Regions from separate parts of the Mus musculus genome. Here region 2 is linked to region 1. The links are chromatin contacts, found by Hi-C or POLR2A ChIA-PET in ENCODE. All regions are on one chromosome and are shown on one strand. Each heading gives the region's core, a stretch centred on a gene start or an enhancer-like site at or near the end of the contact. The rest is flanking DNA. Distances are from core to core; before and after follow the strand shown. Region 1 overlaps Gcnt2 (glucosaminyl (N-acetyl) transferase 2, I-branching enzyme). Region 2 overlaps Gcnt2 (glucosaminyl (N-acetyl) transferase 2, I-branching enzyme).

Region 1 (5,886 bases), core at 1,785-4,284:
TAACCTAGATGTGTTCTTCAAAGCATTAGCCTTTGATTTCCTACTGACTGCTCATTTTTGCTTCTCCAGTGCACAATATGGCTTAGGAGGTATTATAAGGACACTGTGTTAGCTACTTCTCTATTGCCTCAATAAACCCTGGGACAAAGGCAACTTCCAGAAGGCAGGGCTTATTTAGAGTTTACAATCCCAGAGGGGGCCAAATCCATTTTCCTCACAAACAGCGGAGGAAGTAAGGCTCTGAGCGAATGTGCATTGTTCAACAAGGGCACAGCCATGTCAGGAACTAATGGCCTCAGCCTCACAGAAGTGGCAAAGCCTTCCCCACATGAGGGGAGAGAGGTGGCCAAGGCTTTCTCCAGTCAAGAGCAAATGTTGCTAGTGTGTATGGAAAATATCCACTGCATATTTCTCTCCTCAGATGGTTACGGCTTGAAGACCGATCCCGTCCAGAGACTGCTCTGCCAAGATGAGCTAAACCCGTCTCCTAGTTCAACTGTATATAATAACGCTGCCTCCTTGTTTATCTCCATTAATAACCCTAGCTGTATGCAATAACCCTGTATCCCTGCTCAGCTGTATACAGTAAACAGACTGTGTTTTGGGGGTGCTACGGCTTTTTCTCTTAGAGAGTCCAGGCCACCCACATGGCTCAATAAGTCGTGACAACTTCCAGAAACATTTAGAATCAACAAATGCTTTTCTCAGAGATATGCCTTGTTAGAAGCATATCCAGGGTATTATTAGACTATTCTGAAGGGGAACACAGGCCAGAGGCCATCTGGGTGGATCTGAACGCAGTCAGTCTGCTTATGAGGATGGGAGGGCCTGAGGTAAGGGCAGCAGTAATGAGAACCCAGAACTCACTAGCTATTCTTCACAGATGGATGGACACACAGAACGTCCTGGTTAGATGGGAGGAAGGGAGCAGGAAGTCCTGGCCATAAAGAGCGTGACCACCACGAACAATGGTCGTGACTCAAGAAATGAGTTTGTGAGGGGGAGGCAGATGGGAGGGACAGTCTGCCAAGTCGGTGTGAGTAGGAGATGGGAAACGGGCACCCCCAAAGCAAGGAGAGACATAGGGCAGGGGCAAGCGAGCTTTGCATGGTTTTAGGGATGTGCTGCCAGTGTCAAGATCACTGAGATGTAAGGGACAGTGAGAGCCAAACGGGAAACTGAGAACAGGTTATTGAAATGTCCTCCAGCCTCCATTTCCTTCATTCCAGTTCCCCTGAGAACAGTTGTGCTAAACTCAGCTGGTGTCCCAGAGTCCTTTCAAATATCGGGGATGAAGAATACCCAAAGGACAGAATTTATCCATTTCTGTGCACATTTCCCAAGGAGGGATTAGCCAAACCTCGAACTCTGACACATTTGGCAGCATGACAGTCAGGTCAAGATCTTGCAGTTGTAGCTCAGTCTCATGACAAATTTGCAATTCAAAAACAGCTAGCGCCTGTCTTTCTCTTTGATAGATTTAATTCTACGTAATTTCTGTTTTTAATTTTTATGTGTATGGATGTTTTGCCTGCAGGGATGTCTGTGCATCATCTGCATGCCTGGGGCCAGGGAGGCCAGAAGAGAGCATTGGATTCTCTGGAGTCACAGACTGGTGTGAGTTGCCACGTAGGTGCTGGGAACAGAACCTCGGTCCTCTGAACCTGGGTCCTAGCAGCCAGTGCTCTTAACTGCTGAGCCATCTCTGTCCAGCACTTTTATCCCATCTGCCTTCTTAAGTAAAAACAGATACTAGGATAAGAAAAAAAAAAAGCTGTAATAACAACTCCAGAAGAAGGACCCTACATAGTGCCTTGCGGATAATGCATTGGATTGCATGGAAAAAGATAAAGAATTTTCCCGTGGCATTGGCAGTGGCTAGCAGCTCTATACATTCAGTGAATAGAATCGTTAGAGCAGTTTATACATCTTCACAGGGGTCAGGTGAGAGGTCAGGTGACAAAATCAGCTGCATTACTGGAAAACAGTCATGTTAACACTCCTACTCCCTTTGGGACAATCCCTTGGGGGATGTGTCACACTAAGATGACAGGCAGTCTCTCTACCATTCCAAGACAGACAAATTCCCCTTTAATCTTGCTCCAGATGTCCGCTTCTCCTAATGAACAACAGATGAAGAAGCTGGCTAGAGTCGAGGCTCTTATGCCCTAGACCTACACTGGGCTTTAACATTAGCACAGCTTCAGGACCAGACCACAGCAGAGTGATAAGCAGAATCTTTGCCTTTCTCTGGACCCCAGACTCATAGAGTGCATTGCAGGACAAGCCAGGATGATCCCCAGCACTTAAGTTTACGTAAAATCGGGGCGTGGACACAAACCTGTAATGCTAGTCCTTGGAAAGCCGAGAAAGGGGGGACAAGAGTCTGAGGCTAGCCTAGATTATAAAGTGATGACTCAAATAATAAGTAAGTAACTACATAAGATTGTATGCATATGGTGGTGTTCCCTCGGGATTGACATTTTTCTCCTGGAGCGAGCAAGGAGGTTTAAAGGTTATGAAACTCACAGAAACTTACAGAGCAAGTAAGATCCCTCTGGAGTGTTACAGAAACAGGAAGTGGCTGCTATAGGAGAAGAGAGTCTTCAGCTGTGTGGGTTCTGCAAGTTAAACAGGAAATGCAGGGACACAGCTCTCAGGCTATCTCATGCTAACAGCACCTAGGTTCCTGAAAGTAACCTTCGTCAAGTAGCCCCTGACCTACTCTTCTGCTTGACCGCAATCCTTTCACGGGTGTGCTGTGAGCCTATCTGGAGTGAGTAGGCGTTTCTGTGTCCGTCCTCAGGAAAAAGTCAAGCAATCAACCTGACCTGTCATCATCCAGGTGCGCGTATGCAGATGACCTGAAGGGAGATCTTCACTGTAGGAAGGGTGCTTGTGTATCAGTGGTTGTGCTCTCTCTAAGGAAAGCCAGGCATGAGCAGTTGTTACCTAGGAACGTTCAAGACAGAAGTAATGCGAGACTGACAGCCCGAGCGTGGGAGCTCGGAGGAGGGTGAATGAGAACAGGCTTTCTAAATGTGATTCTAAGTTGCATCTTCAAGGAAAAACATCTGCCAGTCAGGTGTTGGGGGCAGGGGGGAGGGATAAAAGGAACATCCCAGAACATCCTATCCCAGCAGGGAATGGCACAGATTATGACAGGAAAGCCAGATATGGCACAGCTAGGACCCACAAGGTATCTGGTAGAGCTAAAATGTAAAAAGCACAGGACATAGATAGAGGCACTGGGAAGTCCACAATGCAGATGGCAGTGAGCATCGTGGGCCCAACAGGCTAGGATTTCACACTGTAGGAGTAGCTACATATGGAGAGGAGAGCCCATGTGACAAGAGATGATTTTATAAATGCCATTCTGTCACTAGAGGGTAAGCCAAAGTACCCTGGAGAGGTAAGATGGCTTAGCAGATAAAGGCACTTGTCCCATTAGACAGACAGATGCCCAGAGCCCACAATGGAAAGATAGAACTGACTAGAAGTTGTTCTCTGACATACACCCTTGTGCCGTGGCACATGCACAACCACACTTAGTAAATGTGGAATATAAATTATTTTTTAAAGCAGTCTGGAAGCCAGGCAGTGGGGTGCATGCCTTTAATCCCAACTCTTGGGAGGCAAAGACAAGTGGATTTCTGAGTTTGAGGCTAGCCTGATCTACAGAGTGAGTTCCAGGACAGTCAGGGCTACACAGAGAAACCTTGTCTCAAAACAAACAAACAAACAAACAAACAAAAAGGGGTCTGGAGCGGAGGCAGGATTAGAAGACATGCTATTGTAAGAGAGAGGAACTCAGAAATTCACCAGGGCAGGAACGAAGGCAGCTGGTGTCTGGAGTGCTGGCAGGTAGGTGCAGTTTACTGAATGCCTGGACTTAGTGCTGGCATTACATCACCCTCTGGCTTCATTTGCCCTTACTCCCTGGGAGTAGGCGCTATTAAGGATTTGTTATTCCAGGACATTCATGCAAGCACCTACAAGCACCATGCTTCGCCCCAGCTCTGTCACCTTCATTTCCAGTAGCTGCACTGACTACTTTCTGGATCTCTCACTACAGGAACTCCAAAGTCCCTATTTGAGACCTGGAGACTCAGTGAGCTCACACCTGAGGCTTAAGTGACTCCCAGCTCCCTGCCAGACTCCTGACATGGAACACATACACCATGTTTCTCACCTAAAAGAGATGTGACCACAGGTTAAGTAGGCTCAAGATAGAGGTCTCCATGCTAATGAGATACCTAGAGGCCTGGAGGGCGTAGCCAATAAGCTTTCCTCCCAGGCCTGCCAAGTCTCCCAGTCTCAACCTGCTCTACCTTACCAAACTTCCCGGCATTGTTTTGCACACTGTACCTCTCTAATAGAGGGTAGAGGGAAGCATTTATCTGTGAGCAGGGCTAGCTAAGCACCAGCTCTGTGTGCACTGCTCAGCTTCCAGTGTTTGGACACAGTGCGTTTGTTACTGAGCTGCCCAGCTCTGTGTGCACTGCTCGGCTTCCGGTGTTTGGACACAGTGAGTTTGTTACTGAGCTGCCTAGCTCTGTGTGCACTGCTCGGCTTCCGGTGTTTGGACACAGTGCGTTTGTTACTGAGCTGCCCAGCTCTGTGTGCACTGCTCGGCTTCCGGTGTTTGGACACAGTGAGTTTGTTACTGAGCTGCCTAGCTCTGTGTGCACTGCTCGGCTTCCGGTGTTTGGACACAGTGCGTTTGTTACTGAGCTGCCCGGAGTTCATCTTCCCACTTGCAAAGCATTGACTTAAACAGCCACGCAACAAGAGTCTTGTGATGATTCTATAGGGACGATGTGGACCCAAAGGCATTCCCTTGCCCTCTCTTGTGTCTCTGCTCACATGAAAAAGCCAAGATTTCTGAGAAAACGGACCATTAGGAGGAGAAAAGGGAAAACCTCTTGTAGGTCCGATTATACAGCCATTCCACAGCGTAATAAAGTATGAATCTGCCCTTTCATTACCTGGACTCTTAGTGTTATTATAATTAAATGAAGGATTAATAACACTAGGTTCAATTTTAAATTAGTACATAATGTGTCATTACTTCTCCTTCCCCTGTTTATCATATGATTCTGTTTACTGTATATTAAGTATAAGTATTCTAAAGGTTTGTCTTTGTTCAAGTTACTTCCTTTTTTGTTTTTTTGGTTAGCATAGAAAGAAAATGAACGTCAGTCTCTGTGACATTTTATACACATAGATCATTATGTGTGTGAGTGTGTGTGAGTGTGTGTGTGTGTGTGTGTGTGTGAGTTTCTGGCGATCAAACACAGGGCCTTGAGCATCCTAGGTAACCCTCTACCACTATGTGATAAACCAATACACTTAGTGCTTTCTCACTTCTCCCCAGCCATGTTATGTTATGTTAAATTCCCTCATCTATACATTGGGAACAGCAGCCCTATATTTTTTTAAATAGGATTCTTATAAGCACTGAAGGAGATCAAACATAAGAAATCCTCTCGCGCTGGGCGTGGTGGCACACGCCTTTAATCCCAGCACTCGGGAGGCAGAGGCAGGCGGATTTCTGAGTTCGAGGCCAGTCTGGTATACAAAGTGAGTTCCAGGACAGCCAGGGCTATACAGAGAAACCCTGTCTCGAAAAACCAAAAAAAAAAAAAAAAAAAAAAAAAAAGAAATCCTCTCGCAAACTAAGTATGTTCACACACAATGAGGTCACAGTATGATGACAAGATTTCTATAGCTTTTGGGAGGTACATTATCCCCTGTGTAGGCTAACTCAATTAAACTCTTGATATGTGCATGTCCATGTGTGTATATATGTGTGTAAATATGTACAGATATGTTTTATATTTAGGGACATCTCTGTGTGTGTGTGTGTGTGTGTATACATATATA
Region 2 (6,275 bases), core at 1,411-3,910, 39 kb before region 1:
CAGAGAATTCTCAAAAGAGAGAACTCAAAATGGCTGAGAAACACTTAAATGCTCACCCTAAGCCATCAGGGAAATGCAAATCAAGATAACGCTGAGATTTCATCTTAGACCCCTTAGAATGGCTAAGATCAAAGCCACAAGTGACAGCGCATGGTGCTGAGGGTGTTCAGTAAGAGAAATGCTCATATCTTGCTAGTGGGAGAGAAAATTGCTACAGCCATGATGGAAAGCGGGTGTGGTGGTTCCTCAGGAAGTTGGGAATACCTCAAGGTTCAGCTCTACCACCCTTGGGCATATATCCAAAGGATGCTTCATCCTACCACAGAGACACTTGCTCAGCCACGCTCACTGCTGCTCTACTGATAATAGTCTGAGATTAGAAACAACCTCTACTCATAAGAAACTGAAATTGGAAACAACCTTGATATCCCTCAAGAGAAGATCGAACAAAGTAAATGTGGTACATTTATACAATGGAGTAAAAAAAAAGAAAAAGAAAAAAGACACCATCCAGGCAAATGGATTATGAAACTAGATAAAATAATCCTGAGTGAGATATTCCAGACCCAGAGAGAAATCTGGTTATGTAGTCACTTAGATTTAGATATGGATATTAGCTGTTAAGTCAATGATAACTAAGCTACAATCCACAGAACTACAGAGGTTAGGTATAGAGTAAGGGAATAGAGTGTGTTTTTATTTGGTTACAGTTTCGTGGGGTTTTGTTTTTGTTTGAGGGGAGGGGTTTTATTTTGTTTTCTTGGTTCTCTTGTATTGGGTTTTTGTTTGTTTTTGAGAAAGAATGTAAAGTTCGGTAGGTAGGAGGCGAAGGGACCTGGAAAGACTTGCGGGAAGGGAAGAGTAAGATCAATATACATTTAAAGCTAAATTTTCTTTTAAAGAATTAAAAACATGATTTAAAAAGACAGCAGATAAGAAGATATGAACGAGTGAGAATCAATACAATGTTTAGGTAGAGAGGAAAACAATTACTGCTTACAAATATGATCCAAACTCAAAATTTGATGTGGGAACCTTCCTAGGGAACTGAGTCCAAGTTTCTTTCCTGGAAAATCAACAGGCTCTTCAGGAAGTCCTTGTTTCCTGTCTTGTCTCCAGCCTCTGTGACAAGTGTCACAGACTGCAGGGAAGGCATGCATCAACCTGAGTGCCCATCGCCCTTAACACCTAGTCACCTCTCAGAGGTCCCACCTCTCAACACTGTTGGAACAGGGATTCCCCTTTTAACACACAAACTCCAGCATTCAGCTTTGGCCCACTCACTCGCTTCTGGTGATAGGAGACACCCTTCTCTCCTTAAGCCAGCTCTTTTAATTTTTCCATAACTCTGATGACTACCTGGTCAAACACCTAAGAAGAGTGGAGAAAAGAATGTGGAGCTATGAGGTAGCCATGCTGAATTTACTCCTGGCCTGTCCATAACTCATCACGGGACCCAGAGCGAGTTCTGAGTAGCCTATGAGGTTGGCTTCGATTCCGTAGGAGAGTCTTTCTGGTCACCTCCAGTTCTGTATTTCTCCCCTAGACTTTCTATTTCTCACAGAACTGAAAGCGCCAGAACGGGCCATGGCATCTTCCTATCGCCCTCACTGACGTCACACTGAGGCTGCATCTGCAGATGCTGACGCTTTGCTAAGTTTCACCCCGACGCTAGGTCTCTATCTCGACTTTCTAGATCATACATAATACGTGTATTTCCGCAAAAATAAATACTCTTATGTCACTCTTAGCTCAGAATATAAGATTTGTGGTGTGTGTGTGTGTGTGTGTGTGTGTGTGTGTGTGTGTGTGTGTGTGTGTATAATTGAATCCAGGGCCTTGCACATCTTTTACCAATGATCTACACTCTCAATCCCAACCTCATGACTATTTTTTTTTCGAGACAGGGTTTCTCTGTGTATCCCTGGCTATCCTGGAACTCATTCTGTAGACCAGGCTGGCCTTGAACTCAGAAATCCGCCTGCCTCTGCCTCCCGAGTGCTGGGATTAAAGGCATGTGCCACCCTGCCTGGCTACCTCATGACTGTTAACTAGCTAACTAGTTCATACTGAGCATAGATTAAAAAGTCACCTTTAGTGGAGGGGTTTGAGACAGGGTCTCTCTGTGTTTTCCTGCTTTTAAGTGTTGGTTGAGTTACAGTTACACAGAGAGGGAGAGACTGAGCCTTGATGTCCTGCTCATTCTGTAGATGAGGCTGGCTTTGAACTCACAGAGATCCACGTGCCTCTGCCTCCCTGGCGCTGGAGTTAAAGGTGTGTGCTACCACACCCTGCTGGCAAGTCTTCTCTAATGTGAGAAATGCTTGTTGGGTTTCTTGAACTCAGAGTTCATCTCTCATATACATTTAGCACTTTTACTGGGCTTACGAGCTAAATTTAAAAAAAAAAAAGAAGAAGAAGCAGAGCTATTTCCTTTATTTCCTTGGAACATGAATCTGACTGGATTCTGGAAACCCCGGTAGATTCTGCTGGTTAACATTTCCCTGCAGCCACTGTCTTTAGGTACATCTTGAGTGCTTATATCTAGCTTAGATTGGTGTTTCTCAGTTCCTGCGGTAGTCATCAGGTTTTACGTGACTGTCCATTAAAAATGCAGTGTTGATTTCCCTCAGTCAGCAGGGCCCTGCTCTCCTGACGTCATCGGAACAGCTTGGCTGGTGCCGTATGCTTCCTTGCCAGGAGTAAACCCCTTACTGACGTGAACAGATTTTGTTTAATTTTTAAAACATTTTAATTTCATGTGCATTAGTGTTTTCCTTGCCTGCCTGCCTGTCTGTCTGTCTTAAGGGTGTTGGGGCTGCTGAAACTGGAATTACAGATAGCTGTGAACAGCCATGTGTGTGTTGGGAATTGAACCTGAGTCCTCTGGAGGAGCAGCCAGTGTTCTTCACCACTGAGCCATCTCTCCAGCCTCGTAGGCAGATTTCCATCTTTGCTCTATACACAGTGCCTTCTTTACCTTCAAAACAAGGCACCAGGCAACATTCAGTTGGCTACGACTCAAGAATTCATCTACTATTTGTAACCACTGCCCGCCACCCCCAGCCTGTCCTGGTCCATATACAAACAGTCAAATAAAAACTCAGACACACAAATGGTTGTCTAATTTTAACCCTGATGTTCAGCTCAGCTCTGGTCAGAAGTTGTTGAAGGTCAGTCGTGAGCTTGCTGTTGCACAAACTGAGATATATATAGGTTGCTAATTCTGGGAACTAAGTCTCTGTCTATAACAAGCCTAGCCTTTTCTGAAAAACACCAGTACAGTTCTGTTTGTCCAGTTGTGTAAGGTGACTTAAAAAAAGAGAAGAAACATGACAGAAAGGTTTGCCCTGGGCCTGGGATACATGGGTGCCCTCCTTCCTAATGCCCAGTCCCCAGGAAACATGCAACAAGGAAGAAATCTATGCCTATTGCTTTTTCCTCAAACATCCATTTAGCCCAAATATTTGGATCTAAACGTCTACACGTCAATTAAAAGTTATACAGTGAGAGGACTGGGGAGATGAGACGCACAGCAGTTGAGAACACTAGATTCAGTTCCCAGCACCCACATGGTGGCTTACAACCACCTGTAACTCCAGTTCTCAGGGATCCCAAGCCCTCCTTTAGCCTCTGACGTCACTGCACCAATGTGGTGCAGAGAGGTACAGACATACCACAGATAAATTAAAGATGAGTAAATGTTTAAAAGAAGTTATCTAGCAACAGAAGACCAGACATCTAACGTATGGGTTTAGAGTGGTCATTACAGTGGGAAGTGACTGAAAGAGGACCCTCAAAGGTCCCAGAAGTACTGAGAATGTGTTTTGTCCTGTGGACGAAACAGACAAGGAACAGTCTTTAAACCATAATGAGCTTAGGGTGGGGATGTAGCTCAGTTGGGAGGGCGGATGCTCACCATGCATAAAGCCCTAGGTTTAATCCCCAGCACTGCATTAGCCTGGGTGTGGTAGCATACACACATAGCCCTAGTCAGAAGTAATCTGATCCCAGCACTTCCCAGGCAGTGGTAGAGGACTTGTACATGGAGGCCATCCTTGGCTACAGAACCAGCCGGAGCTGAGACGCAGCACCAAACAGAAACAGACAATGCATGATCTGTTCAACTCTGACATGTCTCGTTTCCATAAATCTGGAGCAGGGCCCCAGACACAATGGACTGACTCCATGATTGAAGTACCTACCATTCAGGCCATCAGACAGCATATAGACAGCCCCGCCAGCCAAAATGAAAACAAAGACCTTTCCCTAGTCCTGGGAAAATCTCTAAATGTACTAACCTTGCCTTTTGGCTTCTTAGTTCTGCTTCTGGCTAACTGCTCTTGTTAACTGGAGTATGTCCCACCCAGAACATGGCTTCTGTGCGCTTATAAGCTCATCTGGAGAAAGTCTCCGTGCTACACTGGGATCTCAGTGCTACACCGTATAGGAGCCGTCAGCTAATGAAGACATTCTAGTGGCTGAAACCCATGCCTGAGCAGTCTTCTCTGGAGACAATACTACAGTGAGACGGTACAGAGCGGTCAGGAATCCAATATCTGCATGCGTCTATAAAACCAACTGTGAGCCTTTGCAGAAATGCTATTCATCTGGCTGCTGCTTTTGCTTCCCTCTTTACCAAACAGGACCTGATAAGCCCTTACATCATAACACTGGGGGTTTCCTTTAAGCTGAAGTTATTCCAACACATTAGGGACTCTGGGTGACAGCTATTGTCAGCTCAAGAGCAAGCACTAAGATATTAACTGACAGAGAAAGCAACAAAAATGAAACTCATAAGCCACCTATAAAGTTTTTAATAAGAATCTTAATTGAGGTGCTATGATACCCAATGATATTAGGGTGCTCTTGACTGATCTGGTTGGTTGAAAGCACCATGATGGGGCGCTTAACAATGGCCCACGCGTCTGGGATCAATGTGGAACCCAGTTTTTGATATTCTTTCCATGAAGCTCATGGATTCCTTACTTACTAGGAAGCACTGATACTAAACTACGAAGCTAACAAAGGTACACCAGCTTTAATAGTTCGATCAACGGTTTCAGCGTATCATCCCGAGTGATCAAAACTGAGGTCTTCCACAGCCTGCAGACATTCTCCACCACTGAGTTATATCCTCGGGCCTAACTTTTCCAAATGAGATACCAAACTGTTCCATCATTTATGGAGATGACTTATGGGGGAAGTGGCTCAAAAAAAAAAAAAACCAAAAAAAAAACAAAAAAACAAAAAAACCAACAACTTCACAGATATTAAAACTGCCAGAGAGGCTGCTGCAAACCACACCCACCAACAAATATTCAGAGGAAACTTCTTGTTGTTGAAGAAAAGTGAGATGGGCAGTGATGGCGCTCAGCTTTTAATCCCAGCACTAGGGAGGCAGAGGCAGTTGGATAGCGCTGAGTTAAGGCCAGCCTGGTCTACAGAGTGAGTTCCAGGATGGAGAAACCCTGTCTCAAAGCAAACAAACAAAACACAACAATGTACTCTAGGTGAACACTATCATTTCCAGTTTAGAAATACAGAAACAGCCGGGCAGTGGAGACGCATGCCTTTAATCCCAGCACTTGGGAGGCAGAGGCAGGCAGATTTCTGGGTTTGAGGCCAGCCTAGTCTACAAAGTGAGTTCCAGGACAGTCAGGGCTATACAGAGAAACCCTGTCTCGAAAAACAAACAAACAAACAAAATATAGAAACATACCATCACGAGTTACACGATTCACATTAAATCATTAAATTAAGTTAGGAGTCTTCAGAGTTGGGCCTGAGCACAAGGGGAGTGTCTCCTCTGTCTTCCTACGCTAATTACTGTCTGCTCCAGCATTTATGGGCATACCACTGAAAGATCCTGAGAGAGAGTGAAAAATTATGTAAGCCCCTAGACTTGTGTCCAAAATAGACCTCACTAATGGCAGGGAGTAATAGTTTAACTCACCCCATTGTTCCAGAATGTACTAACCACAAAGTAGAAGTTTAACTTGCTCCATTGTTTCAGGAAATGTTCATACAGAATACTCTAACCATTCCTTGAACCGGCTATACTTGCCAAATGCTATAGCCCAATGCCAGGTGTTTGCTGTTTTTGCCTTTATAAGCCCCTTGCCCCTTGAGCTCAGGGTCGACTCCTCTACCCCTGCATGGATTACGGGTTTGCCCCAGTGCACTGGCCTTTCCCAAATAAACCTCTTGCTGTTTGCATCAAGATCGGTCTCTCGTGAGTTCTTGGGCATCGCATCATCCCCGGACTTGAGTGA

What was found. A loop is a pair of places that touch in the nucleus more often than their neighbours do. ChIA-PET counts read pairs that join two places held with the same protein, here RNA polymerase II (POLR2A).
Region 2: a loop to region 1 is called in a map of regulatory T cell, with 1.9 times the contacts of the local background. The contact joins two enhancer-like sites. A Hi-C loop is called at or near these places in 2 of 37 maps with a recorded cell type or tissue (heart and regulatory T cell). POLR2A ChIA-PET finds 5 or more read pairs at or near these places in 1 of 5 experiments (embryonic stem cell).

The regions. Positions count from the first base shown.
Region 1 is chr13:40,896,934-40,902,819 of GRCm38, reverse strand. The region is part of intron 1 of Gcnt2 (glucosaminyl (N-acetyl) transferase 2, I-branching enzyme); the gene reads right to left. It overlaps Gm31683 (a long non-coding RNA gene), which reads left to right. Exons shown (of 3, transcript XR_382246.4): 3 at 1,538-1,997. Among named protein-coding and RNA genes, the nearest start is that of Gcnt2, 13 kb to the right of the region's middle. Within about 2 kb of position 3,034, at least 1 of the 3 ENCODE cell types and tissues checked has a DNase peak (open chromatin) inside an H3K27ac peak, as active enhancers do.
Region 2 is chr13:40,935,556-40,941,830 of GRCm38, reverse strand. All of the region lies in intron 1 of Gcnt2 (glucosaminyl (N-acetyl) transferase 2, I-branching enzyme), which reads right to left. Among named protein-coding and RNA genes, the nearest start is that of Gm31683, 21 kb to the right of the region's middle. Within about 2 kb of position 2,660, at least 1 of the 3 ENCODE cell types and tissues checked has a DNase peak (open chromatin) inside an H3K27ac peak, as active enhancers do.